Regions from separate parts of the Homo sapiens genome. Here region 1 is linked to region 2. A link is a contact called in ENCODE Hi-C or POLR2A ChIA-PET data. All regions are on one chromosome and are shown on one strand. The core of a region is the stretch at or near the end of the contact, and the rest is flanking DNA. Distances in the headings are between cores, read along the strand shown.

The links. A loop is a pair of places that touch in the nucleus more often than their neighbours do. ChIA-PET counts read pairs that join two places held with the same protein, here RNA polymerase II (POLR2A). Pooled maps may share reads with other maps.
Region 1: a loop to region 2 is called in a pooled map, with 2.8 times the contacts of the local background. The contact joins two enhancer-like sites. A Hi-C loop is called at or near these places in 5 of 50 pooled maps. POLR2A ChIA-PET finds 5 or more read pairs at or near these places in 11 of 52 experiments (B cell, HEK293, IMR-90 and 8 more).

What each region holds. Positions count from the first base shown.
Region 1 is chr1:40,182,904-40,188,449 of GRCh38, reverse strand. All of the region lies in intron 1 of RLF (RLF zinc finger), which reads right to left. Among named protein-coding and RNA genes, the nearest start is that of RLF, 24 kb to the right of the region's middle. RefSeq lists a silencer at 1,715-1,904. Within about 2 kb of position 1,834, at least 2 of the 41 ENCODE cell types and tissues checked have a DNase peak (open chromatin) inside an H3K27ac peak, as active enhancers do.
Region 2 is chr1:40,334,589-40,340,202 of GRCh38, reverse strand. No RefSeq gene overlaps it. Among named protein-coding and RNA genes, the nearest start is that of COL9A2, 20 kb to the right of the region's middle. Within about 2 kb of position 1,347, at least 6 of the 41 ENCODE cell types and tissues checked have a DNase peak (open chromatin) inside an H3K27ac peak, as active enhancers do.

The DNA.
Region 1 (5,546 bases), core at 585-3,084, 150 kb after region 2:
CCAGTTTATTTGGTTACAATGGGGGGAATAGTCCTCTTACCACACAGGGTACCCTATTCCTCATACTGTGGCATCTGAGAAGTTATCTGGTGAGTATTGAATCTAAACCAAAAGAAAATGAAACCACAATAAAGCCTGATAAATTATATGTGTCCTATCACTAAAAATTTGTCCAAATGATGGTGGAAAGCTGGCTTATGTTCTCCCTGGACAGTGTTGAAAAATCACTGCCAAATTCATGTTTGGGGACTCTCCTTCTGAGTTCCATGGAGTTGTTTTCTCTCTTGTTCATATATATCTTCCTTCTGACAACTGATTAGGTTTTGCCTATTCTTAATTGGTATATCTAGTTAAGACGTGAAGTATGTAGTACAGTCTAACATAAGCAGGATACAGCCTTCTCCCTGGAATACACATTCTGTCTGACTGGGCTAGGGAGTTCCTAATAGGCTTTTGGTTGGGGATACTTCTATAGGCAAGTCTTATTTTCAGAGGATAGCTTTAACATGAGTGAAATACATCTTATCTGAATTCATTACCCTAGAATAATGTCTTCAAACATTCCTAACTTCCTGTCTTTGATTTTTCTGCCTAAACAACTACAAATAACTACAATAGTAGCGCAGGATTCTGCTGGATTTTCTGCAGCTTTAGTTTCCACACAAATGGTCCCTGTATGAGTTCTGGTAACTGACTGTTAGCATCATCTTGATTACTTTAACATTTAAAAAAAGAGAGAGAGAGAAACAACTTACAAGGAAATATACCATAGACCATTATACCATATACAGTAAAAGTTCCCTTAACTAATATATTGCATTATCTGATCTTTGCATACCTGAATCATTACAGTCAGTTGAGCTATTTTTAGTATACCGACCTACTCAATTAAGTATCTTGCTACTTGGTCACAGTCACTTTAGATAAATGCCCTTCTGTAATTTCAGAAAAGCAACATGTCACCACTTAATCAAATCCCTAATTTTAATAAAATAAAAAAACTGAGTAACATTATAAAACTGACCCCTAAGCAATCCTGCTTCCCAGCTGAATTAGTAGAGAAAGAATGCAGAATGGGTGTCTGTTACATAACTAAGATTTCACCTAATTTATTAAAATCAGCCAGGTGCTGTGGCTCACGCCTGTAATCCCAGCACTTTGGGAGGCCGAGGCGGACGGATCACAAAGTCAAGAGATCGAGACCATCCTGGCCAACATGGGTGAAACCCCGTCTCTAAAAATACAAATATTAGAGATGGGCGTGGTGGCGCGCGCTTGTAGTCCCAGCTGCTCAGGAGGCTGAGGCAGGAAAATCGCTTGAACCTGGGAGGCGGAGGTTGCAGTGAGCCAAGATTGCGCCACTGCACTCCAGCCTGGCGACACAGCAAGACTGTCTCAAAAAAAAAAACCAAAAAACAAAAAACAAAGAAATTTATTAAAATCTATGTTACAAAAAAATTCTGGTTTAGGTCAGTAAGTTACTTACTGTCTGCATTGGCTAATCTAAGAATTAAGGAGTTTCAAAAATTTATATTTAGTGCCAGATTTATGTTCCTTAAAGTCAGACATTATGTCTCATCAATCCTTATAGGCCTACCACTCCTCTACCCACTTCCACCCCCACAGGACATTCTCAAGTCTCACTAAATGTCTGCTGAATACATTCACCATTTTATTCATTTGACAAATATTTTTCAATAGATTATCACACATAAAGTGCTAGATGCAGTGGGGGCGGGCAGACATGTGGCCTATCCTCACAGAGCTTTCAGAATGAGTCAATACAACATGATGGCTGAAACCACACATGCAAATTAACCAACTGCTAACTAAAGTATGCAAAGAGAAGGACAGAGTGCATACAGATGGGGTTAGTCTTTCCACAATCCACCTGTCCACTTAGAACGCTCTTGCCACCAATCTAATAGCTTCTGACAGACATTCCACCAGGACTTCTGTAAGCTACACAATTTCAAAGATTCAATACTCTTGAGGAACTTCCAGTTTGCTCTATACTAATTTATACTTTTTATATTCCTAAATCTTTACCCCCTCATGTGTTGGTTCAAATTAAGTAGTGAGATCTCTTATACCCACTATAAGCATACTCTGGGTATGTGAAGAATGGCTGGAATAATCAATCTTCTTCATTATCACTTTTTTTTTAAATTGAGATAGAGTCTCATTCTATCACTGCTGGTGATCCTCCCACTTCAGCCTCCCAAGTAGCTGGGACTACAGGCATGAACCACTGTGGCTAGCCAGGCATTTTCTTTCTTTCTTTTTGTTTTTTTAATCAAGTCTCACTCTGTCACCCAGGTTGGGGTGCGGTGGTGAAATCTCGGCTCACTGCAACCTTCACCTCCCAGATTCAAGTGGATCCTTTCACCTCAGGCTCCTGAGTAGCTGGGATTACAACTGTGCGCCACCAGGCTCGGTTAATTTTCCTGTTTTTAGTAGAGATGGGGTTTCACCATTTTGGCCAGGCTGGTCTCGAACTCTTGACCTCAAGTGATCCGCCTGCCTTGGCCTCCCCAAGTGCTGGGATTACAGGCAAAAGCCACCTCGCATCCAGCCTTTGTGGTTTTTTTTTTTTTTTTTTTTTTGCTTTTTTTTTTTTTTTGAGACAGTCTCACTCTGTCAGCCCAGGCTAGAGTGCAGTGGCACGATCTTGGCTCACTGCAAGCTCCACCTCCCAGGTTCACGCCATTCTCCTGCCTCAGCCTCCCAAGTAGCTGGGACTACAGGCACCCGCCACCATGCCCGGCTAATTTTTTTTTTTTTTTTTTTTTTGTATTTTTAGTAGAGACGGGGTTTCACCGTGTTAGCCAGGATGGTCTCGAGCTCCTGACCTCGTGACCTGCCCGCCTCGGCCTCCCAAAGTGCTGGGAGCCACTGCGCCCGGCTTTTTTTTTTTTTTTTTTTTTTTTTTAATGCAAGATTAGGTTGAAAGGATTACAGCCATCCAAATAACAGGATGGCTGTAATCCTTTCAACCTAATCTTGCATTTAAAAAACTGGACTAGGCAAGGTGGCTCACGCCTGTAATCCCAGCACTTTGGGAGGCCGAGGCAGGTGTATCACTTGAGGTCAGGAGTTCAGACCAGCCTGGCCAACATGGTGAAACCCTGTCTCTACTAAAAATACAGAAAGTAGCCGGGCGTGGTGGCGCATGCCTCTAGTCCCAGCTACTTGGGAGGCTGAGGCTGGAGAATTGCTTGAACCCGGCTAGAGTTCAGTGGTTCAATCACAGCTCACTATAACCTCAAACTCCTAGGCTCAAGTGATCCTCTCTCCCACCCACCTCAGCCTCCTGAGTAGCTAGGACTGGAGAAGTGCATCACCATGCCCAGCCAATTAAAAAAAACTTTTTTTTTGTAGGGACAGGGTCTCTTTGCTGCCCAGTCTGGTCTCAAATTCCTGGGCCTCAAGTGGTCCTCCCACCTTGGCCTCTCAAAGTGCTGGGATTACAGGTGTGAGCCACTGTACCCAGCCACGGTCTCTTATTTTTCTTTAGGAACTGAAATCACAACTGAAGAGAAAAGGGGCAATAAATGATAAAGATGACCTCCTAAAGTTCATTCTACAGTGACCAAATTAATGACCTCTCTCTTTTGTTTCAGTAAACTCATTCCACAAATACCTACTATTTTGTACTGTGCTGGGAAGTAAGGATGGAGACTCTATTCCTGCCCTTGAAAGGCTATGATATATACTAAGGGGTCAGATATATAAGTAAAAAATTAGCTCACTTACGCACCATATTTGACTATTCGGTGCTCTCATTCACATCCCAAGCAGATTACCCTCAAATTACTCTCTCAAGTCCTTGCTATATACCTCAACTGCCTATTACATATTTCCATCTGGATGTCCTATTCAAATCTCAAACTCAGCATGTCCAAAACCAAACATCTTCCCCAGCAAATATGCTCTTCCTCCTATGTTCCATCTGCCTCCTTTCAGGAGCCAGAGCTAAAAAACTATCTTTGAAACCACCACACCAAAGTTTGTTGATTCTATCTCAGAAATATCTTTGTCTCCTGTCCCTATGCTTTATCTCTGTAGCCATTCACCTAAACCAGGCCCCCAATATCCCTCATCTAGACTGCTACATTGGTTCACTTCTCTAGGCTAAATAACCTCTAGTTCTGTATATGTGTTATAATCACGTATGTCTGTACATTGAAAAAATTAATGTCCAAGGGGAAAATGACTAGAAGAAATTAACTAAAATGCTTACATGGTTAGCACTGAGGTAGCAGGAATATGAGCAATTTTTGTCATCTTTATACTTTTCTAAACTTCTCAAATTTTCTTTAATAAGCATGACTACATTTTCAAAGCAAAAAAAATCTCCCCTCACCCTTAATTCTCTCTACATTTCTCACTACATGGTTTCAAGGAGCTTGGCAGCATTCTGACTATTCCTTGAAACTATCAAGAAAGGAGAATTTCTTTCAGGATGGTCACATTTAATGTTTAAAGAATACATTCCAATTTAAATTTCACATAGTTCAGGATTAACTTTCCTAATGAAATAATTATATTTACTGAGCACATAGTATGGGTTAGGCACTTCCTAAGAGCTTTACGGCCACTAAACTTATTTAATATGCACAACTCCATGAGCTAGGAGTTATTATCAGCCCATTTCAAAAATGAGGAGCCACTGTCAAGTTGTCTTTTGGGAATTTTTTTTTTTTTTAAATGAGGAAACATGAGAGATTGAATTATTTGGGCAAAGTCATCCAATAGGTGTTAGATTCAGGATTTGAACTAGAGCCATCTGGCTCCTCAGCCCACACTTAATCACCACGCTTTCTTTATGCCTTTTCACAATTCAACTATTTTAAGTGTGCTTTTAAATTCTGCCCCCTCACCCCCAGCATCAGCTTTAATATTTTGTAGCAAGTTGTGTCATGGTCATCATTTGGCCTTCTTCCCGAGTTTACAACATCTAACTTCCATTCTAAAGTGAATGCTTCTGGGGAATGTTTTCAAGCAATGGCACTGACAGATATCCTGTACTTCAGAATGCTGGTGGGTCACAAAAAACTGACAAAAGATAGCTAGTGTTTCTTTTTAAAGCTGTATGTTCTATGGCAATAGGAAGTTATGTGTTTTCTAATAGAGAGGGGTTTGGATTATTTCAAATTTTGCACATAAAGCAAGAAACTTTTATTTAAATTTCTCAGCATGTGAAATTCCCAGAATTATACATTTCAGTAAAATGTGACTGCACTACAAGAGGTAGACTTCCAGGAGAGGGCAGCACTTGAGATGGATCTCTGAAGTACGAGCAAAAGTGAGGGGAACAGGAGGACTCCAAAGAAAGAACTTGAAAAAAGTCAGAAAAGATGAATAGACAACTAGATGGCTAGAACAGATCAGAGTAAATGCTGAAGAGACTTAAATGTCAGCATGAGGAAGCACCACCTCTTGATGGAGGTTTGCCATCAAGAGACTAAGCTGAGAGTGAGATGAAATGAAATGGGGAGAGAACAGCTGGCTGCTTACAACCAGAAAGTTAAGTGGCTAGAGTA
Region 2 (5,614 bases), core at 98-2,597:
TATGCAATAGGGCAGAGGGTGGGACCACTGGCTGTGTAGGCCACACAGGAAGAGGAACAGGTTTGTGGGCAAGAAGATAATTTCATTTGGGACATGTCAGTTTGGTGGTGCCTGTGGAACATCTGAGAAGCAGTTGGATAAGCAGGTCTGAGACTCAGGAAAACATATAGGCAGCAGTTAAAGTCAACCCGATGGATAAGATGGCCCAGGAAGAGTATAAAGAATAAGAAGATAGGACAGGACCTTGTAGAGTGCTAAGTAAGGGTGTGCAGAGAAAAGAAATCTGCAAGGGGCCTGAGAAAGAACAGCTGGAGAGGTAGGAGGAAAGCCAGGAGAGTGTAGTTCATGTAAGCGGACACTAAAGCTTATCAGTGTTGGACCAGCACTGGGAAGGAATCAGATGGAACAAGTGGGAGGTCAGATGAAACCAGGGTCAGGATTGGCAATTCTGAGGAGTTTGGAGTTGCTCTGTTCTAGCTGGAGAGAGAAGCACCTGTGGGAAGCTGATGGTTGGTATTTTCTGCCAGGCATAAGAGGGCAGCCAGAGGCCAGGTGAGCAAACCTGTTTAGCACTCTGGCTCAGCCCAGAATGGGCAGCTGTTTCCAGGAAGGGGTTCTAGGTCGTCTCACTGTGCTGTAATTAAGAGACTCAGCCCCTGCCCCAACTTGCTCCACGGGACTGACCAGCTGTGTTTGCTCTTCTCTAGCAGGGAAGGGGGATCATCTGTCACCTACTCTGTTTTCTGAACATTCATCCCACTCCCTGCCTTTCTTACAAAGTTCCTTCTGCCAATTAACCGGGTGTGGTGGCGGGCGCCTGTATTCCCAGCTACTTGGGAGGCTGAGGCAGAAGAATCGCTTGAAACCGGAAGGCAGAGGTTGCAGTGAGCAGACATTGCGACACTGCACTCCAGCCTGGGCGAAAGAGCGAAACTACATCTCAAACAAACAAAACGAAGTTCCCTTCTGCCGAAAACAAATATCCAAAGCGTTCTGGGCACTGTGCTAAGTACTTCATGGTCATCAAGAGACACTATTCTCCCCATCTCACAAATGAGGAAACTGAGGCTTAAAGAGATGAAATGACTTGCCCAAGGTCACAGTCAGTATGTGGTAGAACCAGGATCCAAGTCTAGCTGAATCCAAATTCTAAGTTCTAACTCCCCAGAAACCACGACTGCTCCCTCGCTGGGTTCCCACAGTGCTTTATCTGCCTCTATGCCCGTTTCATCTCGCTAGCAGCTCCTGGAGAAAGGGGCTTTTAATTCGTCTTGTCAAGCTGTCATCATGGTGTGCTGCCGCAGAGGACCACTAGGTGCCGCCAGAGCACCAGCCAGCCTGATTTACTGCTCACCTGGAGTCGGTCTAAAGGAGCAACTGGTGGGGAAGGGAGCTGGGCCTTTTCTTCCTGCCCTGCAGCCCACCTCTCCTTCCTATCGGAGGTGGGAAGAAACGACTGGAAGATTGGAAGGTTAGAAATTAGAGATTTGGCCGGGCGTCGTGGCTCACGCCGGTAATCCCAACACTTTGGGAGGCAGAGGCAGGTGGATCACATGAGGCCTGGAGTTCGAGATCAGCCTGGCCAACAGGGTGAAACCCCGTCTCTACTAAAAATACAAAAATTAGCCGGGCGTGGTGGTGCACATCTATAATCCCAGCTGCTCAGGAGGCTGAGGCAGGAGCTGAGGTTTGAACCCACGAGGCAGAGGTTGCACTGAGTCGAGATGGCGCCACTGCACCCCAGCCTGGGCAACAGTCAGAGCTGGTCTCAAAAAATAAATAAATAAATAAATAAATTTAGAGATCTGAGGAGTGTAAACTGGAGCAGCCCAGGGCTCAAGTCAAACAGAAGATCCTAAGAGTTCTCTAAGAAAGCTAGAACCAGCAAAATAAAATATTGCGGCAAACATCTCCAGGCTGGGTCTCAGCCCCACTCCTCTGTCCTCCCTTTTTGTGCAGATCCTAAAATGCACAACCCTATGCTGTGGCTGTAGTGGAAAGTGGGGAAAATGTATGTTACTGAGACCTATCCAGAGCTAGAAACTGTGGGAAAACAGGTGTGTGTCCTTGGGGAAATCACTTCACACCTCTAAGCTTCAGTCTTCTTGTAAATAAAATGAGGATAGGCCCAGCACAGTGGCTCACGCCTGTAATCCCAGCACTTTGGGAGGCCAAGGTGGGAGGATCGCTTGAGCCCAGGAGTTCAAGACCAGCCTGGACAACATAGTGAGACCTCTTCTCTATTAAAAATAAATAAATAAATAAAATGAGGATAATCAAGGGACCTACCTCGTTGAGCGGTTGTGAGGAGTTAAAGACAAAATGCATGTACCACACTGATACAATATCTGTCATATAGCAAGTGCTTAATAAATATTGTTATAAACACAATAATTATGATAATATAAATATTTAAATGATAAGCATTATTGTTGTATTTGTCAGGATTCTCCAGAGAAACAGAACCAATAGGATATATATAGATAACGTAAGAGGAAATTTATTACGGGCGTTGGCTCATGCGATTACAAAGGCCAAGAAGTCCAATGATAAACTGTCTGCAAGCTGAGAACCAGGAAAGCCGGTAGCGTAATTTAGTCCCCAGTGGAAGGCCTGAGAGTGGGGTTGGGGAGGGAAACCGGTTCAAGAACCAGGAGCTCCGATGTCCAAGGGGAGGAGAAAATAGATGTCCCAGCTCAAGGACAGAGAGAATTCACCCTTCCTCTGCCTTTTTATTCAAGCCCTCAATGGACTGGATGCTGCCCACTCACATAGATGAAGGTGGATCTTCTTTGCTCTCAGTCTACTGATTCAAACGTTAACTCTTCCAGAAACACCCTCAAAGGCACACCCAGAAATAATGTTCTACCAGCTAATATCCCTTAGTCCAGTCAAGATGACACGTAAAATCAGTACACAAAATTAACAGTCACTGCTGGGCGTGGTGGCTCACGCCTGTAATCCCAAAACTTTGGGAGGCTGAGGCGGGAGGATCACCTGAGTTCAGGAGTTCGAGACCAGCCTGGCCAACATGGTGAAACCCTGTCTCTATGAAAAATACAAAAAAATTAGCCAGGCATGGTGGCGGGTGCCTGTAATTCCAGCTACTCTGGAGGCTGTGGCAGGAGAATTGCTTGAACCCAGGAGGCAGAGGTTGCAGTGAGCCGAGATCACACCACTGCACTCCAGCCTGGGCAACAGAGTGAGACTCCATCTCAAAAAACATTATAAGCAAATCAAAGAAAATTGAGGACTACCAGATTATAATTTCTGACCCATTATCTTTCACCCAACTTGGTCTTGAACAACTAGTAGCTATTTCTCAAATCCAATCCACCTTCAAGGTTTAACAAACAAATAAAAATATGTTCACACACCTTCAAAATAATCTGATAGAAGTTCTGAAGATAGGCTGGGTGAGGTTCACACTTGTAATCCCAGCACTTTGGGAGGCCGAGGCAGGCAGATCACGAGGTCAGAGGATCCAGATCATCCTGGCTAACAGGATGAAACTCCATCACTACTAAAAATACAAAAAATTAGCTGGGCTTGGTGGCACACAGCTGTAGTCCCAGATACTCGGGAGGCTGAGGCAGGAGAATCGCTTGAACCCGGGAGGCAGAGGTTGCAGTGAGCCGAGATCGTGCCATTGCACTCCAGCCTGGGCAACAAAAGCAAGACACCGTCTCAAAAAAAAAAAATTAATGATCACCATTAATAATAAGTGGTAGTTCTCGGCCGGGCGCAGTGGCTCACGCTTCTAATCCCAACACTTTGGGAGGCCGAGGCGGGTGGATCACCTGAGATCAGGAGTTCAAGACCAGCCTGGCCAACATGGTGAAACCCCATCTCTACTAAAAATACAAAAATTATCCAGGCGTAGTGGTGCAGGCCTGTAGTCCCAGCTACTTGGGAAGCTAAGGCAGAGAATCGCTTGAACCCAGGAGACCGAGGTTGCAGTGAGCTGAGATCGTGCCATTGCCCTCCAGCCTGGGCAACAGAGTGAGATTTGGTTCCAAATAATGAAAATAATAATAATAATAATAATAATAATAATAATAATAATAAATGGTAGTTCTTAGCTGCTGCCTTCATGATGACATCATTTAATTATCTTCTCACACTACAGGCCTGACACATAACGTCCTCAACAAATATTTGTAGGATAAAAAAATAAAAATAGTTTTCACTCATGTTCTCTGTGTTAATCCAGCTTGTTGATCCTGGAGAGACTTTCTGGATGTGGTGTCTTTAAGGATCAACAGGAGTTTGCTGAGGATAATTGCACCTTCTATATTAAACAGAACAGTGCCTAGATAACAGAGAAAGTGTTCGGTAAATACTTTGGAAAGAAGAAAGGGAAAGAGGAAGAAAGGAAAGGGAAAAGAGAGAAAAGAAGGAAGAGGAAGAAGAGAGGAGTGAAAGAAAAGCTCAAGAAGGGCCTGATACACTGTCTCACGCCTGTAATCCTCACATTTTGGGAGGCCAAGGCAGGAGAATCACATGAACCCAGGAGTTCAAGACCAGCCTGAGAAACATAGTGGGGCCTTATCTCTTAAAAAAAAAAAAAAAAAAAAAAGACACAAAACAACAACAAAAACCTTAAGATTTTTTCCTTTAAAACTTAGCCTTCACTTGAAACTCATCAAGGAGGTTTTAAATTTGAGCTAAGGATCTCTGAGACAGGCTGCAAATAGGATCTCTAGCAAGACGTGGTTTTGTTTGTTTGTTTTTTGAGACGGAGTTTCGCTCTTGTTGCTCAGGCTGGAGTACAATGGCGCAATCTCATCTCACCGCAACCTCCCAGGTTCAAGCGATTCTCTGCCTCGGCCTCCTGAATAGCTAGGATTACAGGTGTGCACTATCACGCCCAGCTAATTTATGTAATTTTAGTAGAGACGGGGGTTTCACCATGTTGGCCAGGCTGGTCTTGAACTCCTGACCTCAGGTATCCACCCAACTCAGCCTTCCAAAGTGCTGGGATTACAGGCGTGAGCCACCGCGCCTGGCCCAAAATGTTTCTTAGAGAGCTGATATCACTACACTTTAGGTCCCGATAGTCCCACAAGTTTCCTCTAATGTAGCTGTCAGCACACTTCTGTCTTATCTGAACCCCTACCCTAAGTGTGAGCTCTGTGAAGCTAGGGGCTGTATCTATTTTGACCAATGTTGTACATATTTAGTACAAAGAAGGTGCTCACTAAATTTTGTTAGTTCTTAAACTGGGCTGAGTTCTAGTTCTGGTAATGGCAGAGTAGATTGTATCTGACTAACTCCCTCATAGATAACAACTATAAATTCTGCTAAAAATATTTGGCAATGATAAAAAATAAAAACTGAATTAAGGCACTGTAAAGTGACGAAAACCAGGCATAAGCTGGAAGGAGATTCCGTGTTTCAAATAAGGGAACCACACTGGGTATGATCCACATTTATATGGATTTTCCACCAGGGAAAATTCTTCAGTTTCCACAGCGCAGAAAGCTAGAATTCGAGCAGAAATTCAGAACTTAATTTGTCAATTAAATCAGAAGATAGAGTTCAGGCTGTTACAGTGACTGAAAATTGAGGGAGAAACCCCAGAAACAAAAGATCCAGAGAAAATAACCAAAAA